Linked DNA regions of Homo sapiens: region 2 is linked to region 1. Evidence: chromatin contacts called from ENCODE Hi-C or POLR2A ChIA-PET data. All regions are on one chromosome and are shown on one strand. Each heading gives the region's core, a stretch centred on a gene start or an enhancer-like site at or near the end of the contact. The rest is flanking DNA. Distances are from core to core; before and after follow the strand shown.

The links. A loop is a pair of places that touch in the nucleus more often than their neighbours do. ChIA-PET counts read pairs that join two places held with the same protein, here RNA polymerase II (POLR2A). Pooled maps may share reads with other maps.
Region 2: a loop to region 1 is called in a map of endothelial cell of hepatic sinusoid, with 8 times the contacts of the local background. The contact joins two enhancer-like sites. A Hi-C loop is called at or near these places in 3 of 168 maps with a recorded cell type or tissue (astrocyte of the cerebellum, endothelial cell of hepatic sinusoid and posterior vena cava) and 2 of 50 pooled maps. POLR2A ChIA-PET finds 5 or more read pairs at or near these places in 4 of 52 experiments (Panc1, activated T-cell, endothelial cell of umbilical vein and 1 more).

Annotation. Positions count from the first base shown.
Region 1 is chr1:1,987,044-1,992,226 of GRCh38, forward strand. It overlaps CFAP74 (cilia and flagella associated protein 74), which reads right to left. Exons shown (of 39, transcript NM_001304360.2): 2 at 3,847-3,932; 3 at 1,846-1,930; 4 at 1,469-1,612. The coding sequence starts at 3,913. Among named protein-coding and RNA genes, the nearest start is that of CFAP74, 14 kb to the right of the region's middle. RefSeq lists enhancers at 1-417, 1,313-2,512 and a silencer at 2,190-2,380. Within about 2 kb of position 2,193, at least 12 of the 41 ENCODE cell types and tissues checked have a DNase peak (open chromatin) inside an H3K27ac peak, as active enhancers do.
Region 2 is chr1:2,024,090-2,029,453 of GRCh38, forward strand. GABRD (gamma-aminobutyric acid type A receptor subunit delta) reads left to right here. Exons shown (of 9, transcript NM_000815.5): 2 at 853-965; 3 at 1,245-1,312; 4 at 1,429-1,649; 5 at 3,488-3,570; 6 at 4,066-4,203; 7 at 5,022-5,177. Among named protein-coding and RNA genes, the nearest start is that of GABRD, 7.4 kb to the left of the region's middle. Within about 2 kb of position 1,595, at least 8 of the 41 ENCODE cell types and tissues checked have a DNase peak (open chromatin) inside an H3K27ac peak, as active enhancers do.

The DNA.
Region 1 (5,183 bases), core at 943-3,442:
GGGAAACAAAGGTCAGATGATGGTTCCCTGAAACTCCAGCCTCCAAAGTGACAGTGGGCGTGGCAATGGGGCCAGGTGAGGCAGAGCCAGACCCCCAGAGCCCCCCTCACCCGGGCCAGGGGTCTCTCTAACACCTTCAAGCCACACAAGCAGGGTCTTGTCGTCCATTTTTGGAAAACTGCCCAGGGGCAGCTGTGTGGCCCCCACCCGAAGGTGACATGCTCCCCAGGGCCGAGGACGGTGCAGGAGCGGGAGGGAACCTGGGTCTGCATAAACAAGCGCACTCCTGCGTGTGAAGGGCACGTGGTGGGAGGTCTGGGGCCCACGGGAGGGGAGGAGCTGGAGCTCCTCCACCATCTTCCAGAGAGCGGGCCAGGCAGGCCCAGGTCACCAGTGGGGCATGGGCCGGGACAGAATCCAGTTCACATGGTAGCTCCTGGGGGCGACTCAGGCCTCAGGTACAAACAACGGAGCAAAGCCCAGAGCATGAACTCTGGAGGTCGCTTTTTTTTTTCCCGAGACAGAGCCTCGCTTGTCACCCAGGCTGGAGTGCAGTGGCGCGATCTCGGCTCACTGCAACCTCCGCCCCCCAGGTTCAAGCGATTCTGCTGTCTCAGCCTCCCAAGTGGCTGGGACTACAGGCGCCCACCACCACGCACAGCTAATTTTTGTATTTTTAGTAGAGACGGGGTTTCACCATATTGGCCAGGCTGGTCTCAAACTCCTGACCTCGTGATCCACCCACCTTGGCCTCCCAAAGTGCTGGGATTACAGGTGTGAGCCACCGCGCCCGGCCATGACGGTCACTTGGAAAACACACGGGCGCTGCCGGAGCCGAGGAGGGAAATCGTAGTTTCCCCGGGTGAAGTACCCAAGTTAGGTGCCCGAGTTATGGGCAAGAAGTTATGCAGAAGAACATTTGTCTTTCAGTTTTTTATTTTTAGAGACAGGGTCTTGCTCTGTCACCCAGGCTTGCTGCAGCCTTGACCTCCTGGGCTCAAGCCATCCTCTGGCCTCAGCCTCCCAAGTCACTGGGACCACAGGCGTGCGCCACCACTCTCCGCTGAATGTTTTTAGTTTTTAGGAGACGCTGAAATATTTAGGAGTGACGTATCATGTCTGTGATTTGCTTTAACATAATTTAGCACAAAATCCCATAGATATAAAATACAAACACACACAAACACAGAAAGAAGCTACAACGAAAGCTTGACAGGTGGCAACTCTGGGTGGCGCTGGGGGCAGCGGGGCCACTTGTTTCCGCCTTTTCTGTGGGAAGGGGGCTGGGAGCGCTGGGCACTAGCTCCCGGGTGGGGCTTGCAGAACTGCTCCTCCATGGAGACCCTGTGCGACCCTCCCTTGCAGGCCCTCAGGGTGACGACAGGTACAGGACCACCCCTGCTGCACCCATGTCACGGCCTGGGGGGCATCAAGAGGTGCAGGTGCAGCGGCCTCAGCCCCAGCTCACCTCATCTTCTCAGTGAAAAGCTCTTGCTCCTCATGCATCTTATCCAGGGCGCTCAGGTTCTGCCGCAGGTGAAATGCCTGCGTTCTGTCCTCAGCTGTTTTCTTCTTCAATTTATCAGCATCAGTATCTAGTTCTTTCACTGAGCTTAGGATGAAAAGGACGTCAGCTGCCACCACCCCAGCTGCAGGCTCAGAACTCATTCCTCGGTGTGGCTGCCGGGGTAGGTGCCTGACAGTTCTGCTTCAGGGCGGGAGCTGCGGGAGCTACAGCCTGTGGGAGGGAGGAAGCAGCCGCCCCGCTCCCTTCACCCACCCCCCCACCCCCACCCCCACCCCCACCCCCCCACACCCACCTCCACCCCCGATCCTCCGAGTTACCTGCTGTGTCCCGGGTCCACGTCATCCTCAGCTTCCTGTAGAAGACATTTGATGTCAAACTCCGGATCCTCTAATTCATCTCTTTCTAGAAATCAAGGCAAGAGTTTAAAAAAAAAAAAAAGCAGATCAAACATTTGCATCTGAAGTTTTAGGATAAATCTTTTTCTTTTTTTGGGACAGGGTGTAAGGAACCTGCTGCACTGCAGCCACACAAGCACAGGCAGAGGTAAACAGCCTGGGTGACTCAGTGGGACTGGGGCGCTGGCGCCTTGAGAGAGAGAGAGAGAGTCAGGGACATCCGTCTTTGCAGACGGACAGCGGGGAGCAAGGGCACAGCACCGCTTGGCTGGTGTCCAGAGAAAGAGTTAAGCTGCTGACCCTGAAGTCAAGGGAGAGCCGGCCACGCAGCTGTGTGTGTGGGAGCCGCCGGACTAACCAGCCAGGACAGGGCGGACGGTGTGAGACAAAGCCGTTGGGGAGAGCTGCTGCTGAATAAAATCCTTTTTCACCTGCCTACGGCCCCCGAGCGTTCCTTCTGCTCATCCACCCACTCCCTTTGGACCTCAACATGACGTTCGGCGTAGTCATGAACCTGACGTGGAGTCTCTGTTGCCCAGGCTGGAGTGCGGTGGCGTGATCTTGGCTCTCTGCCACCTTCGCCTCCCAGGTTCAAGGGATCCTCCCACCTCAGCCTCCCGAGTAGCTGAGGCTACAGATGTGTCCTACCATGCCCAGCTAATTTTTATATTTTTAGTAGAGAGAGGGTTTCCCTATGATGACCAGGCTGGTCTTGGACTCCTGACCTCAAGTGAGCCACCCGTCTCGGCCTCCCCAAGTGCTGGGATGACAGGCGTGGGCCACCACACCCGGCCCGTGTTAGGATAAATCTTGACACGCACTAACTTGGTGGTACCACACCCGGCCAGTGTTAGGATAAATCTTGACAAGTCTAACTTGATGGTTCTCAAAGCAAAATCCGAGGAACCCTGAGGGTCCCTTAGTGTCCTTCAGGGCCTGTGAGGTGAAAACTGTCTTCATGATCACACTCGCACGCCATTTGTCTCCTCACTCTCTTCCCATGAGAGGACAGTGGCGTTTTCCAGAGGCTGCATGACAGGTGACGTCACAACAGACAGCTCTAAGACTCCAGCTGTCTTCCATTAAACCCAACTCTTAACGTTACTGCCAATAGGTTCGTTATTGCTATTTTAAGTGGCTACGTATTAAAATGTTTCCAGCTTTAATTTTTGATACAGTAAGTATGGAAAGATACAGGCAACATAAACAAATGTTCTCTGTGTCTTCAATAATTTTTAAGAATGTAAAGGGGTTCTCAGACAAAAGAGGCTGAAGGTCACTATCTCAGAAGATTACAGCGGACTTCCGGCAAAACACGGCAAAGGGAACACAGTTTTTCTTCCCTTCATTAAATCTCAGTAAAAATGATGGAAAAGGCAGAAAGCCACAGTCACAAGGGGGGCGGGAGAGGGAGACAGTGGCGGGGGGCAGGGGGGAGAAGGCCACACAGCGCCAGGAGCTGACTCAGCACACAACAGAACCCAAAACGGGGTGGGGAGTGGGGTGGGGGTGGGAAGGAAATGCGTTCCCAGATTGCGATGGCCTGCCTGTGCCCAGAACTAGAACCAAATCAAGGCACGTCTCAGTAACATTTCAGATCATCAGAGATTTTTTAAAAACAGCTTCCAGGAAAAGAAAACAAAAATAGGTCACATTCAAAGGATTGGGATAAAAATGGCATCAGATTTCTCAATACTGATGTTGGAAACTAGAAAACTATGGTCTGCCGCCTTCAACATCTCAGCCACAATTTATCTTTCTTTCAAATAAAGACAATAATATAAGCTCCCTCTTTGAGAGAAAAATATGAGTGTAAAAGATACCCTCTCCCAGAAATAAAGGGAATTAAAGGGCTACTATGAAGCATGTCATTTGTTTGTCTTTTTGCTGAAACTTCCGTTACTGTGAAAGAAGCTTTATTACCATCTTCCAAAAGAAGGGCATCGGCCAAAAGCTCGTCCTCAGGGAGCAGGCTGCCGTCATCCTCCATGCTGGGAGATAGAAATTAGCTGCAAAAGATGATCGCAAAATATAGATCAATAAAATCATAGATTTAAAAGACGGTGAATTAACCATTTCTCTTAAAGAAGGCATTAAGAAAACAAACGACAGATTAGGAAAAAATATTTGCAGCACACACATATCTGACACAAGTCTTACATCTGGAACACATGAAGAGCTCCTATCAACCACATGAAGTCCAAACTCCAGTTTAAAAGGTCAAAGAGGCCGGGCGCGGTGGCTCATGCCTGTAATCCCAGCACTTTGGGAGGCCGAGGCAGGTGGATCACCTGAGGTCAGGAGTTCCAGACCAGCCTGGCCAACGTGGTGAGGCTACAGTGAGCTGTGATGGCACCACTGCACTCCAGCCTGGGCAACAGAGTGAGACCCTGTCACAAAAGAAAAAAGAAACTGCCCAACAGTATCCTCGAGTATCACTTTACACTCCCACCAGCAAATACCAAATTAAAATAATGAAATACAACATTAGCTGGGTGTGGTGGCGCATGCCTATAATCCCAGCTACTCAGGAGGCTGAGGCAGGAGAATTGCTTGAACCCGGGAGGCAGAGGTTGCAGTGAGCCGAGATAGTGCCACTGCACTCCAGCCTGGGGACAAGAGCGAGACTCCATCTCAAGAAAAAAATGTCAAAAGATTTGGAATTCCATAAGAAAAGAGATATACAAATGGCCAATATGCATGTGAAACTGTGTAACATCAGTATCTTTAAGGAAATATGAATCAAGCCATAATGAGATACTATTATATACTGAGTAGAATGCCTGAGATTGGCTGGGCGTGGTGGCTCACACCTGTAATCCCAGCACTTTGGGAGGCCAAGGTGGGCGGATCACGAGGTCAGGAGATCGAGACTATCCTGGCTAGCACAGTGAAACCCCATCTCTACTAAAAAACAGAAAAAATTAGCCGGGCATGGTGGCAGGCGCCTGCGGTCCCAGCTACTCGGGAGGCTGAGGCAGGAGAATGGTGTGAACCCAGGAGGCGGAGCTTGCAGTGAGCCGAGATCGCGCCACTGCACTCCAGCCTGGGTGACAGAGCGAGACTCCGTCTCAAAAAAAAAAAAATGCCTGAGATCAAAACGCTGCCAACAGTGAGCACTGGCAAGGCTATGGAAGGGCTGGCATCGTCACGCGTTGCTGGTGGGAGTGTAAAGGGATACTCTGGAACACTGTTGGGCAATTTCTGTTTTCTTTTGTGACAGGGTCTCACTCTGTTGCCCAGGCTGGAGTGCAGTGACA
Region 2 (5,364 bases), core at 345-2,844, 36 kb after region 1:
CAGTATGGCCTCATCTTAACTAATTACCTCTGCAAAGACCTTATTCCCAAATAAGCTCACATTCTGAGGCTCTGGGTGGATGTGCATTTTGGGGGACGCTGTTCAACCCAGTGCAGGTGAGCAGATGGGGGCCGGGGGGGTGCTGGGGTGCTCTGGGCTCTGGCAGCATGGTGTGTATGGGGAGGAGATGCCTCCCTCAAGCCTGGGCGTCCCCATGGCCCTGCTGTCTACCCCGAGCTGCTCCGAGGTTGAGCTAAACCACAGAAGCACATGGCCATTTGGGGATCTGGAGCCCACCCTGGGCCTTCCTGGGAGGAGACAGAGAGTAGGAGGCTGTGGGCCCGGGTTTTGGGGCCCTGTCCTCTTCCTGTCCCTGCCCCTTGCCTCCTCCTCACATTCCTCTTCTCCAAACCGTCTAATGGGGGAAGCTTCGCCCTCAGAAGCCGACAGGGAGACCTCTTTGGTGAGGGACCCCAGGGGTGGAGACCCGAGGCCGGCCTCCGCGGGCTGGTTGAGGAGGGAGGCTGTTAGCCTGGGAGCTTGGCCCACGCTGGGGGGCTCTGTCCAACCCAGGGCCACCTCCCTCAAAGCCAGGAGGGCTAAGTGGGCACTGAGGCCGGAGGAGGAAGCCAGGTCAGGGCCAGTGGAAGAGGCTGAGGACCTCCCGGGGTTCCCTGTGTCCAGCCAGAGGCTTGGGGACTGGCCAGGCCCCCACCTGCAAGGGCTCCCACAGTGGCCCCCCATGCCCTGGCCCAGGTGCCCAGAACAGTGCTGCATCCCCAGGAAGGGACCCAGGCTCAGTGGAATTAAATTAAGTCCTGGCCTGTCTGACCGGTGGCTTTGCATCCCCAGAGCGATGAATGACATCGGCGACTACGTGGGCTCCAACCTGGAGATCTCCTGGCTCCCCAACCTGGACGGGCTGATAGCCGGCTACGCCCGCAACTTCCGGCCTGGCATCGGAGGTGAGGGGCGGTCCAGGCCCGGCAGGCAGGAGCCGCTGGAGCCCAGGCTAGGCCGTGGCTGTGTGGCCCACTGGGCTGTAGGCTGGCCTCTAGGCAAGGAAGCCTGGCTCTCCCCTGGGGGGCTCCATCAGAGCCAGGCCCCCACAGAGACAGCCAGGGAGGTGCAGCTTCTCAGGCCATGATGGCCGACTGCCTGTGACTGGGACCCCGGCAGGGTCCCATCGTGGCTCCCATGCTGGGCCGGCCTCAGTCCTTCTTAGTTCTGCTCTTTCCTTGCAGGCCCCCCCGTGAATGTGGCCCTTGCCCTGGAGGTGGCCAGCATCGACCACATCTCAGAGGCCAACATGGTAGGTGCCACCAGCCTCTGCCTCAGGCACGGTGGGTGCCCACAGCCTCTGCCCTGGGCTGCATGCCCCTGGGGGTGGAGCAAGGCTGACCCCCGGCCCCTGTGCCACCTCCACAGGAGTACACCATGACGGTGTTCCTGCACCAGAGCTGGCGGGACAGCAGGCTCTCCTACAACCACACCAACGAGACCCTGGGTCTGGACAGCCGCTTCGTGGACAAGCTGTGGCTGCCCGACACCTTCATCGTGAACGCCAAGTCGGCCTGGTTCCACGACGTGACGGTGGAGAACAAGCTCATCCGGCTGCAGCCCGACGGCGTGATCCTGTACAGCATCCGGTGAGCGGGCTGCCCACCCGGACTCCGGGGGAGAGCCTGCCCGGGCCAAGCGTCGGCGCCTGGACGCTCCAAGGCTTGGAAAAGCTCGAGCGGCTTCTGCTGCCGGGAGCTGGCGGGCGGGCGGAGGGGGGGGCAGAAGCTGCGCGGTTATTTATATCCCCCGCAGCTGCTGGGGAAACATCCGCTCCAAGGTCGCCGACAGGAAGCCGGCAGATGTGGCTTTTTGGCCAACACAGTGCCTTTTGGTTTTTAAAATGGGGTGGAATTCACATAACATAAAATTAACCTTTTTAAAGTGAACAATTCAGTGGCATTTGGCAGATTCGCCACGTTGTGCAACCCCACCTCTGTCTGGTCCAAAACATTTCAAGACCCCAAAAGGAGACCCAGCCACTGAGCAGGTGCTCTCCACTCCGCCCTCCCTGGAGCTCCAGCAGCCACCCGCTTGCTTTCTGTCTCTGTGGGTCTGCCCAGAGACAGAAACATTTCATCGAAAGGGAATCACATGCTGTGTGTGGGACCCTTTATGACTCCGGCTTCGTTACTCAGCATCACGTCCTCACGGTTCATCCCAGTGGAAGCCGGAGTCAGGGGCGCCTTCTTCTTCATGGCCTAGGCGATGGCCCACGGCAGGGGCGCGCCACACCTGCCTCCCATCCCTCTGCCGAGGGGCGCTTGGGTGGCTTCCGGCGTTGGCGAATGTGAAAACACTGCTATGAATGTGTGTGCGCGCATTTGTTTGAAAACCTGTTTTCAGACACATGCCTCTTAAAGATGGAATTAGTTCATGACACTTAAAAAATCAGGAGGCATGTGGCCGGATGCGGTGGCTCACGCCTGTAATCCCAGCACTTTGGGAGGCCGAGGTGGGTGGATCACGAGGTCAAGAGATCGAGACCATCCTGGCCAACATGGTGAAACCCCGTCTCTACTAAAAATACAAAAGATTCGCTGGGCGTGGTGGTGGGGGCCTGTAGTCCCAGCTACTCAAGAGGCTGAGGCAGGAGAATGGTGTGAACCCGGGAGGCAGAGCTTGCAGTGAGCCGAGATTGCGCCACTGCACTCCAGCCTGGGGACTGAGCGAGACTCCATCTCAAAAAAAAAAAACAAACAAAAAAAAGAAATCAGGAGGCAGCCGGGTGCAGTGGCTCACGCTTGTAACCCCAACACTTTTTGGAGGCTGAGGTGAGAGTATACTTGAGCCTGGGAGTTTGAGACCAGCCTGGGCAACATAGGGAGATCCTGCCTCTACAAAAATAATAAAAAACATTAGCTGGGCTTGGTGGTGTGCACCTGTGGTCTCAGCTACTCGGGAGGCTGAGGTGGGAGGATTACCCACCTCAAGCCCCGGGGGGTTGAGGCTGTAGTGAGTCAAGATTGCACCACTGCACTCCAGCTTGGGTGACAGAGTGAGACCCTGTCTCATAAACAAACAAAAACATCGGGATATTTTACATAGGAATTTAAATATTTGACCTCTCCTAGAAAATCAAGTGCGTGGCAACTCTGGGCCTATTCCCGTGTGTTCCTCAGCCATCGCTCGGGCCAGGGCCTGGGTGTGAAGGCTGTCCCCTGCCCCGTAGGCCCCCAGCCTAGTTCAATAGTCAAGCGTTTTGAAGAGAATGAATGAAATCCAGTTCTTGACGGTCCTAAAGGAATACTTGACGTCTATGAAGTTGAGCAGTTTCCAGGTTTACCTGGATTCTGGGCAAACACAGTCTGAGAAGTAGCTGGGGCTCCAGGCAGGTGCTCAGGGGGCATCTCTGCAGGGGAACTGCCAGGCTTTCGGGAGGGCTGGCCTCACCCCCAAGGCCTCACTGCCATGCTTGTCTTGGCAGAATCACCTCCACTGTGGCCTGCGACATGGACCTGGCCAAATACCCCATGGACGAGCAGGAGTGCATGCTGGACCTGGAGAGCTGTGAGTGGGTGTGCAAGGCGGGTAGGGGCTTCTCCAGCAGTGGATGGGGGCTCAGACTGTCAGCCCGGGGCCTGGACAAGGCTGGCCCGGCTCAGGATGCAGGAAAGCACCAAACCAGCTTCTGCATGCAAGAAGCCTGGGCAGGAGGAGAAGGGGCCAGAAAGCCTGGAGCAGTCTGGCTTGTGGGTCTGTGCCCTGCCTGGGGAGCCGGGCCATGGAGCCCAGACATGGCACGGATTGATATTGTTGAGCCAGTGCAGCAGCCCCTGTGTGTCACCTGACAACGGTGACCCCATCTGTGTCCCATCCACCTGCCCGGAGGAGCCCGACGTGGTCCCAGAGCCGAAGGTCTCCTCGCTCCTGGCTGGGGTCCTGCTCGGTCCCCATCACGATGGCGTCGGCCCCCTGCAGGCTTCCTGTGTGGACGGAGCGCTCCTGCCAGGGCTCCCGGGGCAGGGCCGGGCTCTGCCGCCCACCTGTGTGCTTTTCCTCCAGACGGTTACTCATCGGAGGACATCGTCTACTACTGGTCGGAGAGCCAGGAGCACATCCACGGGCTGGACAAGCTGCAGCTGGCGCAGTTCACCATCACCAGCTACCGCTTCACCACGGAGCTGATGAACTTCAAGTCCGGTAACATATGCCCGCCGCCCCTTCCGCATGTGCCCGCCGCCCCTTCCGCGCGCGCCCACCGCCCCTTCCGCGCGCGCCCACCGCCCCTTCCGCGTGCGCCCGCCTGTGGTTTTCATGCTTTTTAGTCAAGCGCCCGCAGGCCCCCAGGGCCTCTGGGGATGCAGCTGGGACGCTGCTGCCTTAGGAACTTGCTCATTGGCACCAGCTGCACCTGAACCAGGGCTTCCAGGCCTGCCATTGTGTGGGCGTGGGTCAGGCCTTCCCATCTCACTCCTTGGTCCTTTCTCTCTTCCCAGCACTCCAGATTTATGGGAAACCAGAGGGTGTGGGGAGCTCTCTTAGCCCCAGGTCTGCAGGGCTCAGGAGCCAAGCTTTCCTTGGCTACCTTGTCTCCCAGCCCCACTTTCCCACCCCTACGCACCCCGTCCCCGGTCATCCAGAGCCAGTGAGCCCAGTGCTGGCTCCTTCCAGAGCCTGGCTGTGCCCGCAGGAGTGTTAGGAGAGAAAGGGGTGAGCCCTCCCCATTGGTTGCGAGGGTCCCTCAGGGCCAGTCCAGCAAACATGAGGCCAGCAGTAACCTCAGCCTCTCTCCCTCTCCTCTGGGTGACACTGCTCAGGACCAGCCTGTCCTGTGGCCAGACCTAGGGCCGGAGGCCCCCTGACATTTCAGGCCATGTGGTTGGTGGGGAGGGCAGGGGTCTAAGTCTCTCTTCTGAGCCCTGGTGGGCCCCGTAGCTGCCAAGCCCTGCAGCCCCTGAGTCCCATGGTTGGGCTGGGCTGGGCAGGGATGGGGGCACTGACGGTGGCTGTCCTGGCAGCTGGCCAGTTCCCACGGCTCAGCCTGCACTTCCACCTGCGGAGGAACCGCGGCGTGTACATCATCCAATCCTACATGCCCTCCGTCCTGCTGGTCGCCATGTCCTGGGTCTCCTTCTGGATCAGCCAGGCGGCGGTGCCCGCCAGGGTGTCTCTAGGTACGGGGCCTCGCCGCTGCTCCGAGGGAGCTGGAAGGGCGGCCCTGGGGAACAGGACTCCCCATCCCTCGGCTGGGGGCTCAGCACTGGCCTCTGGACCATGCCAGCTGTCCTGGGGCAGTGGCCAGCCGGGCCAGGCCAGGTCAGGGAAACAGGACCTGCTCCCTGGGGTGGGCATGGGGGTGGG